Regions from separate parts of the Homo sapiens genome. Here all the other regions are linked to region 1. A link is an interaction called in ENCODE POLR2A ChIA-PET data of the cell type or tissue named here. Cell type or tissue: HepG2. All regions are shown on one strand. Each heading gives the region's core, and the rest is flanking DNA. Links, peaks and the distances in the headings are about the cores only. Region 1 has its middle 43 kb from the start of GPAM. Region 2 overlaps TECTB (tectorin beta). Region 3 overlaps TECTB (tectorin beta).

What was found. Peaks named below come from ENCODE experiments on the same cell type or tissue, not always from the same donor. Only the 100,000 strongest peaks of a DNase experiment are listed, where the experiment ranks them.
Region 2: POLR2A ChIA-PET joins it to region 1 with 62 read pairs; 2 of 35 experiments call an interaction of 5 or more read pairs at or near these places.
Region 3: POLR2A ChIA-PET joins it to region 1 with 35 read pairs; 3 of 35 experiments call an interaction of 5 or more read pairs at or near these places.

The regions. Positions count from the first base shown.
Region 1 is chr10:112,222,116-112,232,248 of GRCh38, forward strand. It overlaps a transcript of GPAM not described here. Among named protein-coding and RNA genes, the nearest start is that of GPAM, 43 kb to the left of the region's middle. In HepG2, for the core only: no CTCF peak of the experiment used is centred there; DNase peaks (open chromatin) are centred at 3,816 and 5,666; H3K4me3 peaks cover 2,677 bases.
Region 2 is chr10:112,288,883-112,299,015 of GRCh38, forward strand. TECTB (tectorin beta) reads left to right here. Exons shown (of 11, transcript NM_058222.3): 6 at 4,856-4,959; 7 at 5,096-5,179; 8 at 9,187-9,349. Among named protein-coding and RNA genes, the nearest start is that of MIR6715A, 5.7 kb to the right of the region's middle. RefSeq lists an enhancer at 1-149. In HepG2, for the core only: no CTCF peak of the experiment used is centred there; DNase peaks (open chromatin) are centred at 6,769, 7,159, 7,729 and 8,239; H3K4me3 peaks cover 1,184 bases.
Region 3 is chr10:112,303,512-112,313,644 of GRCh38, forward strand. TECTB (tectorin beta) reads left to right here. Exons shown (of 11, transcript NM_058222.3): 11 at 1-1,527. It also overlaps the pseudogene GUCY2GP. Among named protein-coding and RNA genes, the nearest start is that of MIR6715B, 8.9 kb to the left of the region's middle. In HepG2, for the core only: a CTCF peak has its summit at 4,534 (motif pointing left); a DNase peak (open chromatin) is centred at 4,540.

The DNA.
Region 1 (10,133 bases), core at 3,369-8,368:
TTGAAGTTGGGTGATGAGTTATTCAGGTGCTTTATAATTTGTTATTCTATATTTTTCTCATTTTTCTAAATTTAAATTTTTTCTATTTTTTATAATGAATTGAAAGAAAAGACTTCCTTCCTACCACTGCATCATGCATTATAGAGCTTTACAAATATATGGTTGCTAAATGAATGATTTTGCCCACTGTTTGTGCCTAACCTGAATATTAGCAAGATTCTAGTCATTAAGAGTCCCACGCAAACCCAGACATATTTCTATCGATTTGTTTTTTAAAATGACTCATCAATGCCTATAACACCCCTCAATATCGTAAGTTTGTTTATGGCCAAGAACCCACCTATTTGCTATACCTGGCATAGATCCTTGTACTTGGTAGGTATTCAATGAATGCCAGATGGGTGAAGGTGACCTGTGAGCCTGGGGAAGGCTGAAATGACTCAGAGCACCCTGCACACATACCTGTCTTCATGCCAAATGGGAACATCTCAGGCTTTCCTCCCAGGGTCCCTCTTTGAAGCATGGCACACATTGTTCCTGATAACTTCAGGCTACTCCACTATGCACCCCCTTTTATTATTGCCTTATGTATATTTGCTTGTTCAGGTGTGCATGTTCAGTCTTCCCAGCTAGATCATGAGCTGCCTTGAGGTTGAGAACAATGTTCTCTCAGATCTCTGTAGTCTCCAGGCCTAGCACAGAGCCAGGCCCAGCCACACCATTTACCCATGGCGTGGGTAAATGATCCATGCCATGCCAGCCACAGAGGAGCACTGTTTAGATTCCCCTTCAAGAGAACCTTCTGCAGGTGCCTGGTTGACTGACAGCCTCTCGGTGCTGTCCTGTTGACTCCACCATGCCATTCCTGCCAGGGCCACATGTACCCCAGGCCACTCCTGGTCAGCAGCTGAATACAATGGTGGCATAGGAGCCAGGCCTCTCCCTTTCTCCCCATGTAGCCTTCTCTCATCAGTCTGGCAGCCTTTCTCAGAGCTGCCCTGTGGTCTGAGGCTCCTCTGACCTAATCCTTCCTTTGCTCTCTCCTTTCACAGGACTCAGACCTGTAGCATGGTCCAAGGCCAGCCTAATTCTGCTCCATTTCCTTTCACCCTTCATAAACACCTCCCCCAATAAATCTTTTACATATCTACTCCTGTTTCAGTATCTTCTTCTAGGAGGACTCACACTGTTGAATAGGTGAAGTGCCTGAGATCCAATAACAACCAGGGATTTCCAAGCTCCCTGTCTTGCACATGAAAAAAATTCTATCGATCTCCTAGTTTACAGCTAAATATGTGGTGTGTAACTCTTATCCTAAAACAAACTAAATCAACTTTTCCACATCAAACTAGGACATTCTATTTTGAAGTCACATGTTGCAGTGGAATGAACTGAGGGCGTTAGGGAACCTATACAGTGATACCTGGCCTTGTGACCTTAAGCAAATCACTTCTTATGTTCCCTCACTTTCTTTATTCTTAAAGTAAGGCTACTAGGATCTTCCTTCCTCCTTCATGGAGATGTTGGATATATTTATGTTTTTTAGAAGTACTCTAAACTGCCCTAAGACAGGGTTTGCAAACTTTTCTGAAAAGAACAAAATAGCAAATATTTTAGGCTATATGGGTCATACAGTCTCTTTTACAACTAATCAACTGTGCCATGTAGCACAAAAGCTGCCAATATAAACAAAGACTACAGCAAAATTCTATTCAAATAAAAACTTGTGGTGGGCTGGACTTGGTCCCAGGGCTGTAATTTACTGACCCTTGCCCTAGAGTCATGGACGCTTATGGTTGGAAAAGATAACAGGCATCACAGGGTTTTAGGTAACTAGATCCTTCCTCTGACATTCATCATAGACCTGACTAATCCATCAGGAAGCGCCTTCCTGCAGAGTTCAGAAGCAGCCTCAGCATCCTTCTTAACACAGGGTGACCAATCAAGCTAAGATGACATGTGTAGTGATGTCTATCATTTCCTCTTGATTTGTTCACATCCCACACCCCCCAACTGAGAAAACTGAGACCAATTATTCAGTAATAATGAATATAAAAGTGTTTTGAAAAGTATAAAGTATTCCTTCAATGTAAAACATTCTTATCTGGAGCAAAAAAAATCCCAGCCATTTAAAATACAATTTAAGTAATAATAAGTTAAATTATTTCATACACAATGATCATGGTTATTTTTTTGCAGCAAGAACAACTAGGCCCAAAGTGCTGTTTTCCCATCTCCTGGAAAGTAGGGATGCATTCTTTTAGTATGTACAGATAAATGTCTGCCTTGTTTCTCCACTGGCAGAAAATGAGCTGAGCTTTCTGGCCTTAGGTTGCAGTTCAGGAGGCAAGGTTTAAATTTCCTCCACTGCAAGACACAGGTGCTGAGAGAGAGTTGCAAGCTATCTTAGATTCCCTCCAAGCAAGTGTCTGTATTCAAAGCAAAGCCCATCATAACTGGGAAACACCGTGTTCCCCTGGCCTCTCTTCTCCTTGAAGCTGTTTGTTTTTGTGTTTTGGGAAGGCAACCTTGACATTTCCTCTCTCTATTCAAACTTGTTGATCAGAAAGATCAAAAAGCCTTCTGTAAAATATGCAAGTACTAAGGACTAAAAACATCCTTTTCTGCCCCTAAGAATCCAAAGACCCTTATGAATATTAAATAGATGAATCTTTGCCATTTGGAAGTCAACCACCCCTTTTGGAATCAGATGACAGCCATGGAGCTCTCGGCAGGAAAAATGCATGTGCGATAGTCACCGCAAGTTCTCCAGCCTCCAGGATCACCTCTTTGTTTATATCCAAACAACAATAATCCCAGACCAGTTAGTATCACAGTCATTTCCACAGAATGCATATAGCCTTCTCATTAAGCAGAACACTCAACATTCTAGTTTGAAGCACATGCCTTAGGATGACTTTGCCTGGTCAGGGCCGGCCTGGTGATCCCATGTGCCAGCCTCACTCCCCAGCAAGAAAGTGGCCCCAGGGGTCTCCGCCAGAATGGGGTGGATGGCACCCCAACCTGGATTTCAGCTTCTGGTCTAGAATGCAGGATGTGCTGCCTTTTCACAATGTGACACTATCCAGATTCCCTCACCACACACACAAGCACAAATTTGCCCACAATTCCAAAATCCCAGAGGAGAGCCCAGCACTGGATAAGCCCCTCTAATGGCCTTGCCTGGGAGCTGCTGGTTCCTGGAGGGAAGAGTCCTGAGGGTGGGGACCATTGAGTCAAGTCCTGGAAAGCCAGGGACTGGGGTTCAAAACTTCTGGGTACTGAGTACCTAGTCTGGGTGTGACCACCGTGTCTGGGTGTGACCACCACCACCTTTCCATTCCACAATGCCACCCTCCTACCTATGCCAGCCAGTCAGCCAGCCTGATTCCACTACCAGGATGTTTACATGGGGAAGCAAAGGGGAAAGAATATTCTGGGGACTCATGGGTTTGTGGGAGTCTGAGTGGGATCCCCTGGCACTGTGATCTGCTACACAGCAGTTCACAGTCCCCTTTCCATAAGTAAAGCCCTCTCTGACCTCTCCATATAAAATGTCAGCTTCCCCTCGACTCCCCACCACCACCCAGCATCTCTGTCCCTGCTACCTGCCTTCATTTTCCTCCATTACATGAATCATCATAAAACATTGCAGAGCTCATTGTCTATCAACTATCCCCCTCCACTAGGGTGTCAGCTTCTTAATGGCAAGCATGTTTTGTTTTGCTCGCTGCGGTGTTCCCTTCATCTAGAAGAATGCCTGGCACAATAAATATTTATTAAATCGATATAATGAATAAACAAAGGAATCACAAGTAGCCTTGTTTCTAGAGCCCAGCTCAGCCCCACCTCCCCTGGGAGCCTCCCCTGACTGCTCTGAGGATCACACCATTTTTCCCATGGTGCTCATTTATTTTGTCAACAAGCTTGTATTGAGCACCCACTATGTGCCAGATCCCAAGCTAGGCCCTGAGTTTACAGGACAGACCAAGCAAACCCCTTGCCCAAATAGCTTGCAATGTAGTTTAGCACATAAAAGTCATCTAGTTTGGGTTTCCAATTGCTTCCTGATCTTCCAGAGATCAAGGAGATGCTAAAGGAGGGAGAAGACTGACATTGCCTGAGCACCCACTATGTTCTCAGCATGTGATATGTGCTTTTCTGGAACCAGGTGGGTTTTGCCCCTGAAAAGAAGGTCATCGTTGTGGAGAGTGTGGGAGGGGAAGAAGTAGGACTTGCAGAGCACAACAATTAGAACACAGAGGCTGCAGGGAAGTGTGAGCCATTTCCCACTGGAAATAGAAAAGGAGGCTCAGAAGAGACATGGGCAAGGATCACTAGGCCTGGTGTAAAGAAGCCCAGTTGCACCCTGTGTTGGGGTGATCAGACCCAACACCAGGCCATGGGGGCTATGAAGTCCAGCAGAGCCAAAGAAATGAGAAAAGACAAGAAAGTGGGACCAGGGGGCCAACACTAGTATGGAAGCTGCAAAGACCCCGAGCTCTGGGAGCCCATGCTATTTATTGGTGATCAAACAGAGAAACAGGTGGTGAGGTTGTGAGGGTTGAGAGAAAGTGATGCATCAAGCGACTGAGCTGCAGCTGTGATGGTTTAGCATTTTCTTTGAAGCATATGGAACGTGTTCTGCTACTTGAGATAGTAAGAGTGCTAGAAGCAAGGAGTCAGCAAGTCTAGACACATTCCAGAGGCCACGAGGGGTTTTATGCCCTGAGCCCTGGATTCCATCCAAGCCATGAGGGGTTTTATGCCCTGGGCTTAGATTATAGTGCAGCAGGGCAGACTTCCACCCTTTAGCACAGAGCTTGGTGTTCCAAAGGCCACGAGGGGTTTTAGACCCTGGACCCCGGACATGTTCCAAGACTCTTTTACATTATGTCAGACACGCAAGCCCTGCCTCAGCTTCTCTCCCAACATTCAGCTTTTCTCCCAACACCGTGACCCCTCAGGCATGCCACTCTCGTTCTCTAAGCTGTTTCCATTTCAGTAAAGGGCAATTGCTAGCCTCAGCAACCTCTAAGGCTCACTACATAAAGACATCTATGATCTTTTCTAATCAACACAGCATCTTCCTCCTTTACTTCCTGTGGACCCTGTCCTGATACCTCAGTTTAGAAAATGACTTATGACAGTTAATGTGATCTTTCCACAAAGGAGGGTCCATTACACCTGACCTTTGATTTAGGCAAAATAGTTTGGGGGATAAAGGAGCATGAAAGAGCTCAGGGGTTTTCACTGTTCTGTTCTTTCCAATTAACCTTAGAGCCTTCTCTCCTGCTCTGCCCTCTCCTGGGACCTCCCCATCCTGGAGCCCAGCCATAAGCTGTCTTGGTTCTTCAGTTGCTCAAGTGACTCACCTGATTGGCTGTGAGGTCCAAAGCCCACTAGGCCTTCCACAGGGCTGAAGCCAAGAAGACGGCCCCTTGAGTAACTTCTCCCTCATCATGCTGGTTCCCATCCCTGAAGAAGATGGGCCAAGACAGGCGAAAGAGGGCATGAGCTGAAGACACGCACTGAGCAGTTGCCTCTCATCTTGCTGTGAGTGGCTAGGCAGAGGTTAAGGTTTCCTGTCCCCACCCCCTCCCATTGCCCAATTGTCCACAAGGAAAACCACATAGCAAGTACTGGGTGGCTTTTGGAACCACAAACAGTCCGGATCAATTTGTTCTAAAGGCTCATTGAGCAACCACATTGCCCTCTTCCCTCTTGCCTGTCTGGCCATGAGGCTCCCTGCTGAGCAATTGCCTGCCCAGACAGGCAAGAATGCCAGCTCCTCAATTATAAGGGTCTGGATGCATAAAGCATAGCTCGACTAATTGACCACATCCCACTTGCAATCACGACAAGACAACATGAATAGAATCATAGTTTCCTCACTAATCATTTCAAGGTCTTTCTAAACACAATCTTTCTTCCAAATGTGTTATCTCACCACCAGCCTGAGATAGGTTGCTAGTGATAATAATTAACTGATGGATGACAGGAAGCTAAAAACTATTCTTTAAACAAAAGAATATGATAGTATCATTTTAATAGCTCTGCTTAGCATTTTGATAAACAAACAACATTTTTTGTTTGTGGATTCTGTAAAGATGTCTAAATCAATAATCTCAAAAAGACTTACATATTCTGTAACCAAGATATCAGAAAGTTAAAATCAAACAATTCAATTACGAATGTTTATTGAGTATCCACCATTCACAAGGCACTGGGCTGTGGGTTGATACACAGATGTATAAAGCTCAATCCTTGACTTGGAGATGGTGAGTTGGTCACTCATCAGGGTTTGAGGACAGAAAAGTTTTGCAACCTACATAAAAATAAAGGAGTGACCTGGGCATGGTGGCTCATATCTGTAATCCCAGCACTTTGGGAGGCCAAGGCAGGAGGATTGCTTGAGGCCAGGAGTTTGAAACCAGCCTGGGCAACATAGCAAGACCTCATTCCTAAAGAAAAGACAAATTAGCCAGGCATGGTGGCATGCACTTGTAGTCCCAGCTACTCAGAAGGTAGAAAGATCACTTAAGCCCAGGCATTTGAGGCTGCAGTGACACATGATGGCACCACTGCACTCCAGCCTGGGTGAAAGAGTAAGACCCTGTCTCAAAAAAATAAAATAAGGCCGGGCACAGGGCTCACACCTGTAATCCCAGCACTTTGGGAGGCTGAGGCAGGCAAATCACTTGAGGCCAGGAATTCAAGACCAGCCTGGCCAACATGTTGAAACCTCATCTCTACCAAAAAATACAAAAAAGTAGCTGTCCGTGGTGGTGAGCATCTGTAGTCCCAGCTACTTGGGAGGCTGAGGCACAAGAATTGCTTGAACCGGGAGGCAGAGGTTACAGTGAGCTGAGATTGTGCCTCTGCACTCCAGCCAGAGTGACAGAATGAGACTGTGTCTCAAAAATAAATAAATAAAATAAAATAAAAAATAAGGGAGTGGAAACTCAGCCAGATATGAACTTCCACTGAAATAAATATCTGAAATATGTAACTTGCTGGATTAGGCATATTATTGTGAACAGGACCCTCCCAAGTTCTAATTTGACAGTTGACAATTTGGCATGGAGCATGGAGAGATACAGGACAGACATGAATGATGCTAGATTTGATAAAATGTCATGCCATCACAAAATAGTTTGGAGAGTATTCAGCCGCAAGTAACAGAAAATGCACAAATAATGGCGTAACCAAGTATGAGACATTTTTCTTACTCATCAAGAATTCCAGAGTTAGACTGCTCATAGCTGGAGAAGTTGCCATGAAAATAATCAATAATTTCTACTATTTTCTTTCTATATTGTCCTCTGCTTGTAGATTTTGTCCTCATGTTTTCAAAATGGCTGCAGCATTCCAGGTGTCATGTCCACATTGCAATAGGAAAAATGAGAGAAATACAAAGGACAAAAGTCTTCTCTTTTGTAAATGACTGCCTTTTTATTTGCAAAAAGAAGCCTTTCTCAGAAATCTACTTTCATCTCATTGACCAGAACAAATCACATGGCCACTCCCAACTGCAAAGGAACTGGGTATTTTTTACTTTGCAGGCTCCATAGTAAAGGAAGGCAAGGGAGAAGGCGATTTAAATAGGTTTCACTGGACCAATAGAATTTGCCATGTATTTATCACATAATAATCACGCGGTATATGAAATTTACTTGATTTTACATTATAAAAAGCTATTTTTCTGCCCCACTGAATGTACAACTTGGCTCTACTTGCCTTTTTTAAATTAGGTTTTTAGATATAATTATGTTTTTAAGAATATATTTTTAAGGAATAGTTGGGTAAAAATTTTGTAGTGATTATCTCTCAGTGGTGGAATTATACTTTTTTTAATTTATTTCTCTGTGCTATCTAGTTTTGTTCTTTTGTTTTTTTTTAATTTGCCATAACAAAAGTGCATTGTTGTATAATAAGAAAGCAAAAAAAAAATTTCACAAGAACGTTCATGACTCATTATGGTATATTGTCAAATGGAAAAGCAGTGTATACAATGCATTCCCAATTTTCAGAGAGTAGCAAAAGCCTAGAGCGTTGCCTCTGAATGCTGGGAATATATTAATAGATTGCTTTCATTTTCTTTCTCTGCTTTTTGGTATTTTCCAAATTGATCACAGCAAAAAATATTAAAAACAAATAACAATCGTGGCCTATGTAGCTTTCCACCTGGACTTGGAGGAAATGAAGTCTTCCAAGCATAAACTGAAAAACAGAATTTGGGGAATAAAAATCACACCAAAAAAAGAGAGAGAGAAGAAAGAAAGAGATAAAGAAAAAGAGGAAAGAAAGAAAGAGAGAGGGAGGGAGGGAAGGATGGAGGGAGGGAGGAAAAGGAAGGAAGAAAGGAAGAAAAAGAAAAGAAAGAGAGGGAGAAAAGAAAGAAAGAAAAAAGAAAGAGAAAGAAAGAAAGAAAAAGGAAAAGAAAAGAAAAGAAAGAAAGAGGAAGGGAGGGAAAGAAGGAGGGAAGGAAGGAGGAAGGAAGGAAGAAAGAAAAAAAGAAAGAAGAGAGAAAGAAAGAAAGAAAAAAGAAATTCTACTGAACAGGCCTTGTTTGTTAAGACCAAAAGGAAAACAATAAAATGCTTCCCTCCTTGTTTCCTTTCTCTAAAAGCAGTTTCTGCTGAGAAACATTAAACCCCCTTAACATTCTTCAGGGGATTCTCAAGTCCAAGGCTAAGAGCCGGATAGAAAGAGGGTGTTTGTTCCTTTCTGGTGAGTCAGCTGTGAAACATGGCCCATTGTTTCAACAAATATGGCCACCAGAAGCAGTCCTCTCATGGCCTCTTCTCTTTCCAGGAGGCTGAGAGGCTGGGGAGCAAGAAGATGCCTCCTTTGCCTTTCAGACACACCATTCCACACAGAAATTCAGCAGTCATTTCATTTCTCTTATTTATTTTTCTCTTTCCAATAAACACAGCTTTCTCCCAAAAAGCAAGAGTCCATCTACAATTCTCCTGAATTTGCAGAGCTAAAGGCCATCATTTCAAAGGCCTAGAAAATGCACGTCTAGGTAAAGGGTTCTCCTACTGGATCAATTTCAAAAGCAGACAGTCCATTCATTAGGCATTCATTCATTCATTCACTCATTCATCCATCCATCCACTCAGCAACAGTGCCTGGCTTGAGGATACAGTGAGAACAAGGCAAAGTAAACACGGCCTTCGGGAAGCTTATTTGGGGAGGCAGGGTGATAGGGAAAGACAGAGAATAAGAAAAAAGGAAGCACATCAATAAATAATTTTAGGAAGTGAGAGTGTGATTTAAAGGATATAAAGCAGGGTAAGGTTCTAGAGAGCCACAAAGGAGTAGGCGGGTGGTCAGGAAAGAGTCTTTGAGAAGGTGACATTTGAATTGAGACTTGAACGATGTGAAGGAGGGAGCCATGAGAAGTTCCGGCAGGGCACAGGCAGGCAACAGCAGAGTTCCAGATGGGGCAAGCGACAGGAGGTGAGCCCAGAAAGGCAGCACAAAAGCACAGGGGCTTCGAGGCTGCAGGAAGGAGCGTAGATTTAAGAACAAGTGGCTATCTACAGCGTAGTGGGGATCAAAAGCCAAAGGTTGCAAGCAGCTATGCACTCACGCACCAGCACCTGTTTTCCAGTTGTGTCAGAGAAGATTAAGGATGACAGTAAAAAGTTTCTGCTTTCTCACAGCTTCTAGTCTAGACCAGGAGACAAAAATAATGCCTAATGCAATTATGGAACAATTCGGGGCTAAGTCATGTGACTCTAATTTATGTAAACACATTTGGAGAAGGTGAAATCAGTGAGAGCAGAAGCAGTCAGAGGATTGCATGGGGAGAGAGTGGGCTTGACCTAGAGGATAGGAAGTATTACATCAAGGATGGCAAAGGTTAGGCTGCACGCACCCACTCCTCCTTCCATGGCAAATACCTTTAACCATTCACAGCTCTCTTTCCCACTAACCTGGGCCCCGAAAACCTTCTCAAACTAGCATTCCAGGCAGATGCCCACCCCCTCCCCGCCCCGGCAGTTAATCAGAGTTAGCATAGGAAGAAAAAATGCAGCCTAAGCCAGACATAGTGAGTCAGGGAAATTGGGGAGAGAAAGTGCTTCCCAAATTGAGAGGCCTAAAGATCAAGTGGGAGTTAT
Region 2 (10,133 bases), core at 4,756-9,755, 68 kb after region 1:
CCTCAATACAAAATAAGGAAGGTAGTTGGCTTACGGAAATACCCTAGTGCTGTGGTTAAGAAAATGGGCCTTCTCAACAGACCACTAGTTTGAAGCCTTGTTCCATCATTTACTAGTTGTGTGACTTTGGGCAAGTTAGTTAACCAACCTCTCTGGGCTTCTATCTCTGCATTTGTTAGCAGGGATAATAATAGCACTTACCCCATAGGTTTGTTATAGAATTAAATGAAATAATCTTTAGGAAGCACTTAGCACAGTGCCTGGTACAAGTTAAGTACCCAAGAAAGTAGCCATTCTCATCATTGTAGACTTTGACTCTATTTAAAGTGGAAACTCTGAGGGCTTCTAGCATTGTTAACTTTATAAGGCTGAACATCGATGTCAGTGTTGGATTATATTGACTTTTATTCAATCAAAACAGTACTGATCATTCCTTTTAGACAGATAGAAATGAAAAAGCTTAAGACGGAAAAAATGCAAGCAATAGAGGCCAAAATCATAGACTCCAGGAGTCAAAACAAGCCTCCGAGGTGGTAAACCTTGACTTTCCACCCAAAGCCCAAAACCCTTCTGCAATATTGCTGTGGGGTGGCCTCCCTGCCTCTTCCAAAGACAATGATATTTGGGCCTTCCCATTTTAGATCAGCTCTGATATCTGACACCCTGAACTCTCGCACATGTGTCCCAGTTCTGTCTTCTGAAATAATATCATATAATTATCTGGCTGACAGTACTTCAAATATGTCCACCTTCTCCAAGCTAAACATCTTGTCTCTGTTGGTGGTTCATTCACCATCCTAGTCACTCTTCTCTGAATATGATCCAGTTGCTCAGTATCCCTATTAAAAAATGAAGCCCAAAGTTGAAGTGTTATATTCTAGACTTTATCAGACCCGTGCAGGCCATCACGGGTCAGAGGTGACCTTCTAGGTTCTGGAAGACTCTAGGAATGTGTCCTAGGAAAATAACTTTAGGGCAGTTTTTTTCACCGCTACTTCACATGGAGCAACTCCGAGATGTTTCCACATGAACTATTGTTAAGCCAGGTGTACTCATCCTTAACTTGTGACACTGGCTAGTTGTGACTCAACCGTTCACAACTGTGGGTCCCCTCTTACCCACAGTTTTGCTTTCCATGGTTTCAGTTACCCTTGGTAAACTGTGGTCCAAAAATATTAAATGGAAAATTCTAGAAATAAACAATTCTTAAGTTTTAAATTGCACACCTGTTCTGAGTAGCATGATGAAATCTTGCACCGCTCACTCTGTACTTCCTGGGATATAAATCATCCCCTTGTCCAGAATATCCACACTGTAGACACTACCTGTCTGTCAGTCACTCAGTAGCCATCCATGTTATCGGATCAAAATAAAAGTAATATATATAGGGTTTGGTACTATCTGCAGTTTCAGGCATCCACTGGGGGTCTTGAAACATATCTCCTGTGGATAAAGGAAGATTACTGGATCTGGAATAGGTTTCTAATTTTCACATTATAGAGAAAGTAGGGGAAAAATTATTCCAAGCCTTCCCTGAGCTGTTGGGTGAGAATATAGAGAACTCAATCATTAGTGTTCTATTTCAGAAACTGAATTAACGGTGTCAGCTCTGTTCTTCACTTTGTAACAGAATCAGGCAGGTTCTTCCATGAGGAGAGGTATTATTCCAATATTCTAACATTCTGCTGGCTGGTCCCTGGCAGAAAGAGTTGGGAGCGATACCTCTGACAGGTTTGGGGACTACATCGGGGTCCCCAGGTAAGTTCCTATATTTGAAAATGGCCTCTCAAAATATGACAAATCTCAGAACATAACAAGGAACATTAAAAATCACTGTAAATCTGCCACTTCAACCTGCATTTTAAGCCAGTAGATCCCTTATGATTAAGAACATTATTATCCAATTATTGCAGTCATTTAAATGGTGCAGGGGCTGACAAATGGGAGGAAGCAACTGACTTCTAGGTGACTGAATCAGGCAGCCCTTGCTGGACTTGCCATCAGTAAAATAATGTCAGAGGTACTAGGAAACAAAAGAGATTCTGAGTCGTCTCAACAAAGTCCCTGTGTGTTTGACATGTGAGGGGTAAAGTCCACTTTATTTTATCTTTATTTGTTATTTTTATTTTAAGTTCTGGGGTACATGTGCAGGATGTGCAAGTTTGTTACACTGGTAAACATATGTCATGGTGGTTTGCTACACCTAGCAACCCATCACCCAGGTATTGAGCCCAGCATGCATTAGCTATTTTTCCAAATGCTCTCCCTCCCCCACCCCACCCACCAACAGGCCCCAGTGTGTGTTGTTCCCCTCCCTGTGTCCATATGTTCTCATTGTTCAGCTCCCACTTATAAGTGAGACCATGCACTGTTCCTCTGTTAGTGTGCTGAGGATAATGGCTTCCAACTCCATCCATCTTTGCAAACGACCAGAAAGACCATTTGACCCAGCAATCCCATTACTGGGTATATACCCAAAAGAATGTATATCATTCTATTACAAAGATACATGCAACCCAAAGGAATATAAATCATTCTATTACAAAGACACATGCATGCATATGTTCATTGCAACACTATTCACAATAGCAAAGCCATGGAATCAACCCAAATGCCCATCAGTGACAGACTGGATAAAGAAAATGTGGTACATATACACCATGGAATACTATAAAGTCCATTTTAACTAGACATCCTTGCTGAAATCCGTTCCTCCTGCCACTGTCTACCTATTGCAGTTCTGCAAATCTCCAGGTCTATGAAACTCAATCTTTCAAACAGTAACCTGGTCTAAGCTTTATTCTCCTATTACATAAAGTCACAAAGGTTATGTCCATTTTGCATAGGAAGAAGCTGAGGCCTGAAAGGCTGACTTGCCTATAGTGTGTCCCAAGTTAGCGGTGGAAGCTCGGGTTAGCCCAGGATCCTTGCCCTTCCATGGTAATGCTTTTGTCTCTGAAATCTAATCCACAGGCTGGGCGCAGTGGCTCACGCCTGTAATCCCAGCACTTTGGGAGGCCGAGGCGGGCAGATCACGAGGTCAGGAGATCGAGACCATCCTGGCTAACACGGTGAAACCCTGTCTCTACTAAAAATACAAAAAATTAGCCGGGCGTGGTGGCAGGCACCTGTAGTCGCAGCTACTCGGGATGCTGAGGCAGAAGAATGGCGTGAACCCGGGAGGCAGAGTTCACAATGAGCCGAGATCGCGCCACTGCACTCCAGCCTGGGTGACAGAGCAAGACTCCATCTCAAAAAAAAAAAAAAAGAAAGAAAGAAAGCTAATCCACAGAGCAGTTCAAGATTGTTACTAGGGTTGAATGAACTCAAGACTCAGAGAATGGAGAAATCAGCCTCCTTTGAGTAAGTCAAACAGAAACACTGCTGTTATTCCTAACAGCTCACCCAGCATGTCCTGATGAGAATGGCAGGGAAATATCCCACATGCCAGGCCAGTGATCAGAACCTGCTGTTACTGTGCTCACATCGTGGTGTTGACTCCTTGCTGCCCCACTGCACTCAGAGAGTAAGACCCAGTGTTTAGTTTTTGAGGTTTTTTGTTTTTTGTTTTTGACAGAGTCTCACTCTGTCACCCAGGCTGGAGTGCAATGGTGTAATCTTGGCTCATGGCAACCTCCACCTCCCAGGTTCAAGAGATCTTCCTGCCTCAGCCTCCAGAGTAGCTGGGATTACAGGGACTACAGATGCCTGCCACCACACCCAGCTAATTTTTGTATTTTTAACAGGGACAGGGTTTCGTCATGTTGGCCAGGCTAGTCTCGAACTTGTGGCCTCAAGTGATCTGCCTGCCTCAGCCTCCCAAAGCGCTGAGACTACAAGTGTGAGCCACAGCGCCCAGCCAGCCCCAGTCTTCTTGATCAGCCCCCACAACTTATCTAACCTCACCCCCACCCCGCTCCCCACTCTCCACCCTCCTGCCTCACTTACTTGCTCCAGCCACACTGGCCTCCTTGCTGTGCTGCCAGCCACAGTCCTGCCCCAGGGCCTTTATCCTGACTCAAGCATTCTTCCCTGGATAGCTACATGGCCCCCCTCCTCACTTCCTCCAAATCTTGCTCAAATGTCACATCCTCAGTGAGGCCTCCCCAACCACTGTATTTAAAACTGCAACCTGCCCTTCCTCACACTCCTGATCTTCCTTATCCCACTCTGCATGTTTTATAGCTTTTCTAGATAATGTCCTATGGTCTATAGTTACATATTATATCATTTACTTACTTACTGTTTGTCTCCCCTGCTAGAATATGCCAGATCATTGAAGGCAGATATCTTTGCTTTGTTCGCTAACAAAATCCTGACAGAGTCCATCGTCAGTGCCCAACACATAGTAGTTGATCAATACATTGTGGTAGTGGTTGTTATTGTTGTTGATGATTGTACTGGGAATCTGGGAATCTGATCCTACACTTCCCAACCCACGCTGAAATCTGCTCAGGCAAAAAGTAGCAACGAGTGAGGGCAGAGGCGGGTGTTGTATGTGCTCAGTCCCTGTGTCCTTGGGCGATTCAGTATAACACAGTGCCTTAATATCCCTGAATTTCACTTGTTTTCCATTAGTGAAATCTCATTGGCATAAATGAGACATACAGTGTGTGTCTCACTATAATGAGCAAATCTAGAATACGTGATTATATGATGTCCTCATCCCTTCTAAGATGGCATAGTGTCTTAAGACTTAGAATTTCTCTGGTCTTGGAGGATCACTCTATGGTCTCACCTGCTTATGTCTTTGGGTTGATTCTCATCCCCACCCCATCCCAATTCATCTGCTCCTGGTAGACCTAGCTGCTCAATCTGAGAGTTCATAATGCCCAGTGTCAATTTCCTTCCAAAGAATGCCAAGTTCTCCATCAAGAAAGAAGCTCCCTTTGTCCTGGAGGCATCCGAAATCGGTTCAGATCTGTTTGCAGGAGTGGAAGCCAAAGGGTTAAGCATTAGGTAAGTACATTTCCTCCAAGTTTATATGTTTAAATGCAAAGAAAAAAAAGACTAGCTGACATACTTTTTAATCATCAGATGTTTGTAGGCATAAGATTCTCTGTTTCAAAGTGATGCCATTTTGTTTTATTTCCAGGTTTAAAGTGGTCTTGAACAGCTGTTGGGCCACCCCCTCGGCTGACTTCATGTATCCCTTGCAGTGGCAGCTGATCAACAAGGGGTAGGTACACTATCTAGAGACAGGGCTGAACAGTGGAACCAGGCATTTATCGGGCTACTTTGCTCTGGCTTGGGAAAGCTTGGGAGGAAGAGGTGAAGCCTGCTGGAGTTACAGCAGTGACACCATCTGTGGTTCCAGGCAAAGAACAAATACTAAGAAACAGGACATAGTGCATTCTAGGGGCCAGATACTGTTCTGAGAGCTTTACCTTATATTAACTCCTTTAAGCCGTACAACAAGAAAGTTAGTTTTACTATCATCCCCATTTTACAGATGTGAATACTGAGGCACAAGAGAGGGTAAGGTCTCATATTAAATGTGTGTGTGCGCATGCGTGTGTGTGCATGTGTGTATGTGTGCAAGAGGAAGTGTGCAGGCTGAATTCAAATCCAATTAGTCTGACAACAGAACCACGGTGATGATGACTAAATTAAATAATCGATATCAAAAGCTTAGCAGATGGTACTTGCTAGATAGTCCAACCATTTTAAATAAGATCATTGTTTTTATTACTAATTAAGTAGATAACCGGGAGCTTTTACAATTTGGAGTAAAGCACTAAAGTAGTACTAGAAGTGCGCCCTAGAAAGGCAATGCTGGAAGTCATACACAGGATGGTTTAGAAACGTGCATGGAAGGGAGAAAAACCAGATTAGAGGCCCTGGCAGCTATTGTGCAAGGGTGATAAGACATGAACTGCTATTGTAGCCAAGTGAATGGAACAAGGTAATAAAAAGTAGGGAGATGCTTCTGCAGGAATGAGAAAATGTAGGAACTAATCAGATAGGAGGTGGAGGAAAGGACAGCGCAAGAAATCTGGGGAGTAATGGAAAAAGATGGCTTTGTGTTCTTAAATCTGTGGACTACAAAGCTGAGGAAGAGTGTCTGGATTTGGCTGTTGGAGAAGGAGGTTTTTGGATAAGGAAATATGGATTCTCGCTGAGTTCACTAACAGACATGTTAAGCTTCAAATGATGATTGTCCAGAAGTACTTAGAATTGTACTATTGGAAATTAGAGGAGAGACAGGGCTAGACAAGAGATGTGGACATCATACACATAATTAGCAGTAAACAAAGAAGAGATCATTCTCTAAACAAAGCATGTAACAGACCAATGTGCCTGTGTTATTCTCAGAACCCATCAGGCCAAGGAAAAATTAATGTCAAGGATAAACATAATTGGATAACAAAAGTGGAGCTATTTTGGACCTCTATTTTTATTTAGCAAACACTTATACAGCTCTTACAATATACCAAACATTGTTCTAGATAGGTGTTTTACAAATATTAATTTATCTAAATGTCATTAAACCCTCTCTAAAGTAGACAGTATAATAATCATTATTTTATAGAGGAGAAAACTGAGGCACAGGTCCAGAAATGTGCCCAAGATATGGAGCTAGTAAGGAGAAGGCCTGGGATTCAGACTCAGTCAGTGTTACCTCCTGAGTGGCCTGGACAGGACAGGCTGGCCGAGGCACACCTGTGCAGCCCAGCAAAGCCTCCTGTAGAGATGGCAGCTTAATCTGGGTGTTTACCTCACATCTGCCATTGAATGATTCAATTCATTCAGCCTCTGTTAGCAATGGTGCAATCAAATGACTCCAGGAATTCTGAAATAACGTATTGACCTGCAGGGACCAGAAATTGCTATCAGGCACTGGGAACCTCTCTCAGGCAATGGTCACACTAGGCAAAGGCTTCTGCTACCCCTGGAATCATCTCTCTGCAGGGAGTTCTAGTGCCGTTGTTCCCATCTGGCAGATGTGCAACATGGCTGAAAAAGGGATGCCTGTGGCTTTGGGTGGTCTGCACAATTGTCCTCAAGCTCTAGTGTACACACAAACTGTGTAGGGTGCCTATTACGTATGCAGGTGTACTGTAAACCTACCAGATCAGAAGGACTCTGGGGAAACCCACGGAATCTGCATTTCAACACAGCCAGATGTAAGACATCCCGACCCATTTCTACATTCTTCCTAGTTGACATGGCACCTCAAAGTTGGAGATACATGCACAAAGTTCAGTGCCAAAGGGGAGAATGGAAAAGTCCACTCCCACAATCTCCAGATGATTTTTGCTCACAACACTGGGCCCCTTTGGAAAAAAAAAACCCAGTTTGCAAAAGTTCCTGGAGAGATGGCAGGAGATATATCATAAGGAATTTCCCTGTACACATGGATGCCCCAAAAGCAGCATACTTATCTCAAAGAGCAATCTGACATGGGAAAGGAGGCTCATGCAGAGAGGGCATAAAAGCCTCCTGTGGGCTTCCACCATCTAGAGGCAGCTGCCACTGAAGTGTGGGTGCTGCAGCTGGTGCCAAGAAGCAGCAGTGCCAAGGCATCTAGATCTGCCTATTTTTTGCCTCCTCCCCACCCCCTGACAAAGCTCTGCTTACATTATTTTCCACTGGCTGACCATGCCTGGGGCACTCTGGCTGCAAAGAGCTATTTTAAGAACTCCCATCTTGAGTTCATACGAGGATCTCGTGTTTATTGACAAAATGATCCTACAGAAGTCTTGTTTCACAACTTGGAAAATGCCACAGTTTCATCACTGTTCAGAGCCCACCACACACAGACCCGGCTCTGACCCCTGGTCCAGATACAAAGGTACAGCATTCCCTCACTTCACTCCCTCACTCTCACACTTGACTTCCTTAGTGCCTGCCTTTAGCTTGGCCCCCCGTTGTCTGTTTCTGAGGGAAAAGGGGTGGGGTAGAGAACATCATGAAGGTTCCCTGGGGTAACTGGACCGCTCTCTGGCGTGTGTGCCGAGTTTACCATACAAGAAGAAAGATGCTTCAGAGTTGCATTAATCTGGGGCCTGCTATGGTGCTATTCAGTGGTCTGACGCTTTCGAAACATAGACCTTTTCCTGCAGAGCGACAGACCCTGCTACCCCGTGCTACCTGCAGATAACAAACCCCCACAATAGTGTGGGCTTCTCTGTACAGTCCCAAGAATGGTTGCGTCTGTTTCCAACACCTAGTTAAAGGAACGGCACTTAGGTCATCAGTCTTTGTTAAATGAAAAAGTATGTTTGCTGAAACTAGGGTTTCTCAATGTTGGCACCTTGACATTTGGGGTGGGACCATTCTCCACTGTGGGGGCTGTGCTGTGCACTGTAGGACGTTCAGCAGCAGCCCTGGTCTCCGCCCACTCACTAGATACCAGCAGCACTTCCCCCAGCCTGGACAATCACAGTGCCAAATGTCCCCTGGGGCACAAAGTGGACCAAGCGAGAACCACTAGCTTAAATAAATGCCCATCTGTGTCATTTTTTAAACTGAATTATTACCTTTGAGACGTTGGAATATCATACAAATATTGTATTCTCATTATAGAGAATTTGGAAGAATACATAAAAATACAAAGAAGAAAACCAAAAATGCCCATAATTTTATCCCTTTGTATCAGCCTGTGTTAACATTTAGACGGTATCCTTCAGTCATTATTTCTGTGCTTATATTAAAAATGTGACCACATTTTTACAAAAGTAACTATGTAGATATATATAATTTAAATAATATACCATAAATACAAATTTTCAATGCAAAACCTCACAGTTCACACACAGAAATGTGTTGGGTGTGACTTGAGCTTAGGCAGCTGTGGCAGCAGGGGCAATGCTGCACCTGGTGCCATTGTCCTTACTTTGTATGTCCCTCAAGGGCTGGACATATTCCAGTCCTCGGAGGGCCTTATCTCCTAGGGATTTTCTTTCTTTGGGACACAGGTGTAACTTACTAAAAGTGTGACTCTTATAAGTCACTCCCCTCCCATCGTACCTTGTCTATAGAATGAGGACAGTAATACCCATCTCCTAGCTCATCAACTTGACCTCACAGTTGTGAAGATCAAGTGAGGTGCTGCTAATCAAAATGCCTGGGAAGGTTAGAGGTCATATAACCACCTCGGGAGCCTTGTGTGTAAATCGCTCAGCAGCTCTTGCTGGAGTTCAAGGAGATGACAGTTCACTCTTCTTTCCCCATCTGCCTCAGCTGCCCCACGGATGAAACCGTCCTCGTGCATGAGAATGGGAGAGATCACAGGGCAACCTTCCAATTCAATGCTTTCCGGTTCCAGAACATCCCCAAACTCTCCAAGGTGTGGTTACACTGTGAGACGTTCATCTGCGACAGTGAGAAACTCTCCTGCCCAGTGGTGAGCTGCCTCTCTCCAGAAGGACAATGTTACCTAAAGGGTGCCAGTATTGGAGGAGCTGGAGTTTGAGTGGGGAGATCATAACCAGGCCAGGGCAGCTGTGTGCTGAGGACATCTGGAGGAAATGGCACTGAGTATAAGGGCAGATGCTCGTGAGGGCAGATGCTCAGGGCCCTATCTGCCCTGCCTCCAACAACCCACATGGTCTGGCATGTGTCGCCTAACCTGCTGGGACCTGCTTTCTCATCCTTAAGCAAAGTGTGTTAAGTAATGATGGCCCTTCCCTCATCAGAGGGCAGTGTAGGTAAATGAAAGTGATAACAGACTTGGAAATACTTGGAAGAAGTGAAAAGGGCAAGGGAAATTCAAGGTCTAGGTGGCAGGGACAGGCCGTGGAAATAACTCAAAAGGTGGGTGTTTTTAGTCTTGACTGAACAGCCCGAGGGTTCACCTCTGTGACTTCAGAGAGATGCTGCAGAAATTCCCGACACTGGATCATGGCTGATTTGACCACGTGAGAGGAAGGCCTGGGCAGGCTGTGCTTTAACAAGCCAGCAGTCATGCCGGTGCTCACTCAAGCCTGAGAACCACCACTTAGACACTTAGACATGCCAAATCTCAAACTGTTCTCCTTTCTGGTCTCTTTCAACTGGAGACCTCGGTGTTTCCAAAGAGGCTGCTATCCACATAGCCTATAGTAACCAACAAAAATAAGGTCATAATCTCTATTGCTGTTGTTTCATTTGGCCAGAAAATGGTTCTTTATGAGCACAAACAGCAAAAG
Region 3 (10,133 bases), core at 1,546-6,545, 80 kb after region 1:
TCCCGTGGCCCTTAGATCTCACAGTCCTTCTACAGCTGGGGGAGGAGCCTCCTTTCTCCATACTCAAGTCAGGGCTGCAGTAAATTCCTTTGAAAGCTATTTTAACTTTAAAAGGTTAGCAGACCCAACCAAGTACTGCTGAGCATTTTGAAGAGAATGTAGGGTGCAACTACAAAGTCAACACTAAATGCACAACGCACATTAATAGCTGACTTTGCCAAAAAGGAGCTTTGTCATTGAGGCAGTGTCATTCTACTTAAGGACCAGAGCTGAGCCCCCACGCAGGGAGTTCCAATCTTTCAACTGATGACATGGGAGATGATGTGGGATTCAGAGTGGAATACAATAGTTTTGCTCAAACCTAATGATATAAAGGAAATAGATTCTTGAAAGCCCCTAGTACTGACCTAATTTGTTTTTATTATACCATTTGTTAAATATATAAACATGATATAGGTAGAAACTCCTTGTTTTTATAGCAGATGTATACTTCTAAAGTCAAAAGAAAATTACAAATTAAATAGGAATATTTACAAAAAGAATAATCACAAGAAGAATACAACTCACATTAATTTAACCTAATAACACGGCATTGCCCCAGTGAAACTGCTGCTGGAAACATGACTATAAAGTGACTCCAATGACACAAGTGCTGTGAGTTTGGTGACCCAATCCTACAGATAAATGCCTTGTGACACTCAATGCTATTTTTTCTCTATTTGCTCTACTAAGAAGTTTTCATTTATAAGAAATGGTCTGATCTCATTTAGCTTTTACTTAAACATCGAAGCTTACATCTGTTTTTGTCTCATTCACTTACAATCATTAGAATGAAGCTAACACAAAATCAGAAACACAAATGCAAATGCAGCCAATGAAAGCATGCAGTAGCACATCTTGGTAACTGGCCACCCCAGTGATCCAGAATATGCCCATATAAATGATTTACATTGTCAACAAAATACAAACTGAATGAACCAATTCTGGTAGAGAATTGGCTGGATTGTGATAGGAAAAGGCAGAGTTCTAAGTCCTTAGTTATGTAAAGACTTAATTAGTAGGCTTATAATTTGAAAACAACACATGGGTTTGTCTCTCTGTATTTAAGGTATTTGAGAAGTTTTGCAATTTGCAGTTTGATGATTCTTTTACAACTTGTGTTAGTGAACTCAGAGATTAAACTAGTTATGAAATCTCCGGATACATGAAGTGTATGTTTGTTTAGTAATAGGCTAAAGTAAAATGACTCAATTTGGTCTAGACTTGGTCTCTAAGCTGGAGTTCCAACGAGTTTAGGATCTCTTCTTTCTGTAAATTCAGAGTTTTTATAGTCAGGAAAAACAGAAGACATATTTTATTGGTTCTAGTAGAAAACTCTTAAATAGCATACTCATAGCCATGTTCAAATCCTTTGCTGTCAGAATAAACCAATGTTGTATTAGTTTTGCTGTATTTCATCATTGTGTTTTATGATCTTGTATCTCTACCTGGCGCTATGGAATAAATAAAATGCCTTAAAATAAATAACCTATGACTACAGTTTACAGTGTTAATATATCATGTTGACAGCTAATTCCCCAATTCTCCCAGGGGTTTCTACAACTAGAGCTTCGTAGACTCGCATATATGCCACAGACTTTTTTTTTTTTTTTTTTTTTTTGAGATGGAGTCTCGCTCTGTCACCACCCAGGCTGGAGTGCAGTGGCGTGATCTCAGCTCACTGCAAGCTCTGCCTCCCAGGTTCACACCATTCTCCTGTCTCAGCCTCCCAAGTAGCTGGGACTACAGGTGCCCGCCACCACACCCAGCTAATTTTTTGTATTTTTAGTAGAGATGGGGTTTCACCATGTTAGCCAGGATGGTCTCAATCTCCTGATCTCGTGATCTACCTGCCTCAGCCTCCCAAAGTGCTGGAATTACAGGCATGAGCCACTGCACCCGGCTTGCCACAGACTTCTAATTATTCTATCCTACCTTTACATTTAAAAAACTCCCAGTATTGGGTTTCTGATGCAAGGAGGTAAAGCCAATCTGTATGATTAACATTTTGGGGAAAAGGTCTTTTGGGTCATCCCTGCCTATAGAGCCCGAATGTCTCTCACCAGTGACTGGATGTGTTTTGACTTGACATTAACTAACAACCTCATGATGTTTGATTACCCTTCTTGTCTCATAACTTCTTCTTTGAGAAAATAAGACAAGGTACTCTCAAAACAATCTCTTGTAAATTCTCAGTAGTTCTAAACACAATTAGAAACATTAAGAAAAAGAAGAAAACTAATTCTCCCCCAGGTATCCTTAGCTGACATAGAACAAATACTGAATATAGATTTAGAAAAGTGTTCTTATCAAAATTCTTAGTTGTGATCCATAAAGACAGTCTCGCTCTCTCTTTCTCCATGTGCATATGTGTGTGTATGTATGCACGTGTGTGTGTATATATATGAGGGTGTGCATACATATATATGTGCATGTGTGCACACGTGGATGTCTGCATATGCACACGTGTGTTTTTGTGTGTATGTGTGTCTAGATGCCAAATGCTTATGATGTTCAATAAGAAAGGCAGAACTAAATCTATATTACATGAACATAACTTACATAAGCACATGGGCTAGGGCTGGAAGAAAAACAGACACACACACACAATACAAAGACAGGATAATAATAGGCAATTGCCCTACCTGGCCCCATTCCTTCATCTGTGTATTATTTTCTAATGTTCTTTTAATGTCACAGTGATGGACTGCTTAGTTACTGCTACGCTTTTGTATATAGCTCTATTAGTCCTTAATATTGCTTTATGCAATGAAATTATGCTTTCTTCTCCCTAACTAGACTGCAAGCCAAAGATCAAGGGAAAGTTCATATTCTCTTGTGTACCCCAGAATGGCACAGAGTAAGTGCTTAACAAATGCTCCTTGGATTAAAGAAATGTTCACATGAATAGGTGGACGGGTGGGTGGATGGATGGATGGATGGATGGATAGATGGATGGATGGATGGATGGATAGATGGATGGATGGATGGATGGATGGGGACTATCCTAGCTCTCTAGGAGGACTCATAGCAGAGGTGGCCTTGTTTCCTTTCATGGTTGAGCAAGGTGTTTGGGATCCAGAGCCATTATCTCAAGAAAAGGAGTTATGGGGAATGAGAAGATAAATTTGGCTTACTGTCTCCATGCTAAAGTAGCAGGAGAAAGCCCTCCTCTCCTCTTCACATAAATGCCTTCTGCCTTCTCTCCTTTTAAGTATCAGTCTAAAGCCTTCAGTCCCCAATGCTTAAGGCCTCTGGGGAGGAGCGAAGCCTACCACAATGAAAACAGAATTTTCATATAGAAAACAGAGTGTGTGATGGATGTAGAATTCAGTCTTCCCTCTCTGGGCAGAAGCAAAATACTGGTAATGGAAATGCTTAGGATCCCAATGAAGACTGGATTATTTGGGAAGTGAAAGTGCTTTTGTGTCCCTCTTCCTAAAGAAAGGCAAGAATTCCACCAAATCTTTTATATAATTTGGTGTTAAAAGCCTTCAATAAGCCAAAAAGTAGTTTATTTCCCATACAGGTCTCAAAAGTATCTCAGCAAAGGCAGCTCAGAGACCCAGCAAGAAAGAAACTATTTCTGGTCTCATTGATTTTCGCTCCTTCTGTCATGGGAAGTTCAACAGGAAAAGGTCTCAAACACAATATTTCATTCAAATTGCTCTGCCAGATTCAGGAGCAACCACATGAAAGATATCTGGATGTGAGGAGTTGCAAGAGATGAAGAAAGAAGTACTATAAATGCATTAGTGGTTCAGTAAATCTATTAAAACATCCACTCAATAAAACAACATGGAATCCTATTCATTATGTAGAAGAGAAAACCATCGTAGCAGGAATGGATGGGTTCGTCTTTGTCTACTGGAACCTTTTTTAAATTAAACTCTTCATAAATGACTGAGAAATTCTACTTAACATTCAAGCCTTGACTGCAGGAGTTTTTGCTCGGTGAATAGGAGAGAAATTAGGCAATACATCAGGAAGAGGGCATTATGCATTTGGGAGCTGCTCGGCTCACAGTAACTCAGGGCTCAGAACCAGGCTTTCCAATAACTGCAGAGGGCCTGACTGCTTGAAATAGCCTCGGCCCTGTTGGATTTCAGTGGCTGCTCATGCCTTAGAGCTTTTTTTCCTGAACACATTCTCAAGATGCTGTCAGATATGAGCTCCTATCTCCTTGCAAGCTGATTAGCTGATAAGGAAAATCAGCACCAAAGGTTAGAGAGCAGGCATCTTGCACAAGAAAGACAGGCTTCATCCTCTCCACTTTCCCCTCCTGCAGAATGAAACTGGGTTCAACACAAATTCTCAAGTTAATGGGCTGTAAATATCTGGCAGCTAGGGCAGTTGCACAGGGCTGAGAGCCACAAGTCAGCCCTGGCACCCCAGGAAATGAGTTCACCATCTTCAGCTCCTCCAAATCTGCATTTGCTGGAGGCACAGGCTGGGAGCAAACACCTGGAGGTGGAAGAGGGGGCCAGCTAGACGGCTCCCCCTAGTGGGAGACTGGATCAATGCCCCAGAACCACACCTCTTAAATGGGATATCGACTGCATCTTGAAGAAGGGTCCCCAAAGACTTTCATGTGACTCCACAAACATCTTGAAAGAAAATACTCACCTCACAATATCTCTGGGACTTTGGCTTTTTCCTCAGTAAATTCGGGAGTGGAAGAGTGAAGCCTTCTTTATCTTTCAACCAGAAAGTTGTTTGCTCTCCTTTGCCCTGTGGGAGGCAAAGGAAGGCCCTGGGGAATCGCTGGCAGGGTTGGGGTGGGGCTGGCGGGCTGCCTGTAATGCATGGCCTCTGGGCAGATGTCTGAGGTCTGTCTTACTTGCTGGGACAGTGGGAGCTCCCTCCCTCCACAAGCAAAAGGCCTCCTTACAGATAAAATCTTACTGATTTTCTTGGGCTTTGCTGATAAGCCTGCATGGCCAGGCAGCAATGTCCTAGGGGGTGACAGTCCACGGAGACTAAAGCTTGTTGCAAAGAAAATCTTTTAAAAATAATAATAAAATCTACTGCACTCTTAGTATGAGTGGGACACCCAGTGAAGCGCCTCACATCCATGTCCACATTTACTCCTCACATCCACCCTTCAAGGACGGTATTATCACCACCCCCATTTTGCAGATGACAAAAACAAGCCCTCAAACTCAGACAGCTGGTCAGTAGCAGGAATGGGTTCCAAGCTATGGCTAAATGCCGCCTTCTAGAAAAGTCTTCCTCTTACTGAAGTCAGTTGATTGAATACAGAATGCTAAGGCCAGGCTAAGCAAAACTGGGGAGTTGATGCCACTGCCTTCCCTTCTACTTCTTTTTCTGGACTGGGGTGTTCAAGAGGAAGCTAGGGGACCATTTGTAGCCAAAAAAAAAAAAACGAGAGAGAGAAAAGAAAAAAAGAAAGCATTCCCTAAGGGGTTGGTTTAGCTGGGAGTTAAGGTGTTCTCTGTTGAAGATTCCACGTTTGATCATTTGAGGGAACTTCTTCTCCTCTGAAGGAAGAAGATCTGGCAGTCATGAGTGCCTCCAGGGGAACCTTAGAGGTCTCCCTGCATCACTCCATGGAGATGCATCCATCCCGCTAAGTTCCTCGATGTCTCTATCAGAGACCCAAACAGGGCAGGCAGGGCATGGTTGGCCTGGTCTTACCTTGACTGGAATGGTGCCTCTCTTTAGCAAATCGTACCCTCCCAATGCCACCAGGGTGCTTGCAGTGCTCTGAGAGACATGAATCCGGAGAGCTGCCATAAACCAGTCACTGCTTAGTTATCAACTTATCAGTGGAGTGTCAGTGGGGTAGGGGCTGCTTTGGAGAGGGAACCTACACTGCTTGAATTCTCTGATCACCAGGACTTTTCATTAAGCAAATCACAGACGACTTCTCTGAAGTCTGGGACTCTTAGGTTGGGATTCTCAACCATTCTGACATTGCTCAATCATTGTTGAGTCCTGCTCAAAACCTTAGTGCATTCAGTTTGGAAACAGAAGGCAGAACTGATTCAGCATACAAGGTAATCCCCATGGAGGGCAGTTCACTGGGCTCCTCAGCTGGGACATTTTACTGAAAATGTTGTTTGTAACCAGAAATGCAATTAGAATCAGGTCTAGATCCTTTATAAGCAGCTCTAGCTTCAAAGTTTATCCTAAAAACCTTTACTTACAAGATAAGAGAGAGGTTTAAAATTCTTGTTTGAATGCTGGGCATGGTAGCTCACGCCTGTAATCTGAGCACTTTGGGAGGCCAAGGCGGGTGGATCATGTGATGTCAGGAGTTCGGGACTAGCCTGGCCAACATGGTGAAACCCCGTCTCTACTAAAAATACAAAAATTATCCAGGCGTGGTGGCAGATGCCTGTAACCCCAGCTACTGGGGAGGCTGAACCCGGGAGGCGGAGGTTGCAGTGAGCCGAGAGCATGCCATTGCACTCCAGCCTGGGCAACAAGAGCAAAACTCCATCTCAAAAAAAAAAAAAATTCTTGTTTGAGACTCGGTTAACTTAAACAATGAATGTGTTTTTATATAATGTGGAAAATTTACAATATAAAACAATGTTAATCATCTAAGCCTTTTTGAAACTGACATCACTGAGTAATTCTTTTTTACATGTCTCATCTGACAAATGGCATACGAGTGCCTGGGAATGGTAATGCAATAAAATTACTATAAAGCAAAAGAATGTAATATTCCCTGGAGGTCCTGGCTATAGATTTCTTCTGTACCACCAAGAATATACTCTACCTCGGAGAAGGGCAGATTATCACCTATGGGCCAAATCCAGTCCACTACTTGTGTTTGCAAATAAAGCTTTATTGGAACATGGCCATGCCTGTTGATTGACATATTGTCTATTGCTGCTTTTGAGCTACAACAGCACTTAAGTAGTTGCAACAAAGATTCTATGGCCCCTGAAGCCTGAAATATTTACTGTCTGGCCCTGTATAGAAAAGGTTTTCCGGGCCAGGCACAGTGCTTCATGCCAGCTAATCCCAGCACTTTGGGAGGCCGAAGTGGGTGGATCGCTTGAGGTCAGGAGTTCAAGACCAGCCTGACCAACATGGTGAAACCCAGTCTCTACTAAACACACACACACACACACACACACACACACACACACACACACACACACACACATTAGCCGGGCGTGGTGGCGCATGCCTGTAATCCCAGCTACTCAGAAGGCTGAGGCAGGAGAATCGCTTGAACCCAGGAGGCAGAGGTCACAATGACCTAAGATCACACCACTGCACTCCAGCCTGGGTGACACAGTGAGACTCCATCTCAAAAAAAAGAAAAAGCTTTCCAACTCCTGCTCTTCATTTAAGTGATTATATGTGCCTGTGATTGCTTAGGACTGAAAGTCATAGAAAAAAGGAGGCTGCGTGTATTTGCATGGTTCTAACAAGAGCAGAGTGCAAAACCCTGTCTATAAAGCATGTGATCAGTGTTGCCTGAAGTGGATAATGATCTTAACCTCCAGATGGAAAACAGTAGGCAAAAAGCAAATGCATCTTCTAAAAGTATCCCCTGGTTAAAGCTAGGGGCCTGGAGGGAGATAACAATATTGTGTTTACAAAGTGTTGTCAGTGATACCCACGTGAACTGCTGCTCTCCATTCTGGATGCCATGTTGACAGTGTCTCCAAATAGACAGTATCTGGACATGGTAATCCCCAGCACACCAGCCACCACAGGACCTAAAGAATGAAGAACCAAAGGCCATAACCGCTCTGCATTGCCCGAGGCTGGACTCGACGATACGCATCAGATGAACAAATGTAGTGATGCACCCTCTTGGGGCAAATTGGCAATAGGTTTTAGGGTTTACAGAAAGGAAACCGACAGAACCCACAAACACCTGCTGGAAAGCGACATCATCATTAAATGACCATGTCACTCACGAACTAGAGCTGTGAACAATGCCAATAGTGGTACAAACATGGGAGCAATTCATTCTGACTGAGGATCGGGTTTTATCTTTGTTGAGCCTTGGAAGATAGGTAGCATAACTGGCTACAAAATTTGCTGGAACAAGTGCAGAGTGAAAACACAGGACACTCTGTGCAAAAATGATTAAGAATTTCCAGACAGTGACAGAAAGAGCGTGAAACCAAGCATGCATCACTTCTGCACAGATCACATGCCCATGAGTTAGCAAACACAGAGCATATCAAAGGGCATTTGATGCTAAGGCATGGAAGAAAATTAGCCCTGTAGAACCCATCCTGGGTTTTGGTCTCTTCCTTTTTTTTTTTTTTTTTTTGAAAGAGTTTTGCTTTGTTGCCCAGGCTGGAGGCAGTGGCACGATGTCAGCTCACTGCAACCTCTGCCTTTCAGGTTCAAGCAATTCTCACGCCTCAGCCTCCTGAGTAGCTGAGATTATAGGTGCCTGCCACCACACCCAGCTGGTTTTCTGTATTTTAGTACAGACAGGGTTTCACCATGTTGCCCAGGTTGGTCTCAAACTCCTGAGCTCAGGCAATCCACCCATCTCGGCCTCCCAAATTGCTAGGATTACAGGCGTGAGCCACTGTGCCCAGTCCTTACTTTTGGTTGAATACATTGAAGCCATTGTGTGTCCTTGTTGTTACCAAGCAACCTAGCTAAATAGAAATACACATGCAGAGACAATTCAAACTTTTATTTCCCCTAAAGATGTTACTGTTCAATGTCCAGGTTCCTAAAAGCCCTGGACCTAGGAGTGGAACCCGGAACTACCTGCTGCCATCCCTGGACCATCAGGCCATCAGTTTTGTCTACCTGTGTAGAGGCCAATACGAAGCTGGAGCTTCTCCTGGGGCATGTGCCCAATTTGGAAGCAGATGGTGGCACTGAGGAAGTGCAGGGACATGGTGGCAATCTCAGCCACATGCTGGCTTCCATTGTGGTAGGGAGTCCACTAGCCACCATGTATGCATCTCCAATGGTCTCAACCTGAAAACAAAGTGACAGAGTGACCTTTGTTTTCCATGAGGGAGGCCAAGGGTTGGGGTGGGGTCAGAGATTAAGGCCCCTCATTTGTCCCCAACCTTGAGGCCCCATGTTTGGACGCGTCACACTCCCTGACCTCCACCCCATGCAAGTTCCAGCATTTCTTCAGTTCCTGCCCTTGTCATGGCTCTTCCACAAAGCCCCCCTCACCCTCCTTCCCTGAGCCTCCCTCCCCACAGTCACTGTTTCCTCCTCTGAAATCCAATAGTAGCGGTGACTATATTTCCCCAGCCCAAATTCAGAACCAGTGAGACAGGGAGCAGTATGCTCCTAGAGTCAACCTTGAAGGGTGAGGTGGATCCGTCAAGCAGAGACCATCTCACCCAATATTATATATATATACACATTATATATATATAATGTATGTATCTGCCTGTCTGTCCTCTTCCCCCTCCATCCTCCTAATAAAATCAGCTTTCAGATCTGTCATTCACAATAGAGAAATAAATGACAAGTAGAAGCTTAAAGTTACAGCCCTTTCCAGATACATTTGCATTTTAGCAGAATCCAAAGATGATGTGGTAAAGGCTGAATTTCAGGCATTAGCCAGACAGTAAGAACACCTCTGTCCTGGTGACCCTGAAATTACGCAAAGTCAACTATTCGACAAGCCTCACCTGCTTCCGGGTTTCCTCTCCCCACCGTGGTAACGTCCTTTAGAAATACAAACTAAGTTTTAATATGAGCTCAAGCAAAACACAACTGAGAAGGTAATACTAAGAGGAAAATCCCAGAAGATATCCTCCTAAGCAGGGCAGGTTCTGATTTTGTTGGGTGTGTGTGATCTACTCTTAAAGGTTATCTATACCATCCTTTCTTTCACCCTTGAACAGAGGCATCATTTGTGGGGAACACTGGGAGATAAACATTGAAGACGTGTCACTGTGTCACTGAGATATGTGACCATATGACCACACTGTCCCCCAAATCTCGCTATCCCCAGGTCCACAGGCAGAGACAGGGCCCTGGGATTGTGGTCAGTGCTGGTGCACTTGTGGCTGCCCACCAGGCATGTATGAGCACAGGCACACGGTACTGTCCCTAGAGTCATGGGCTGACCCCTTCTAAAGAGTCAGAACACACAGAAAGCAGCCCTC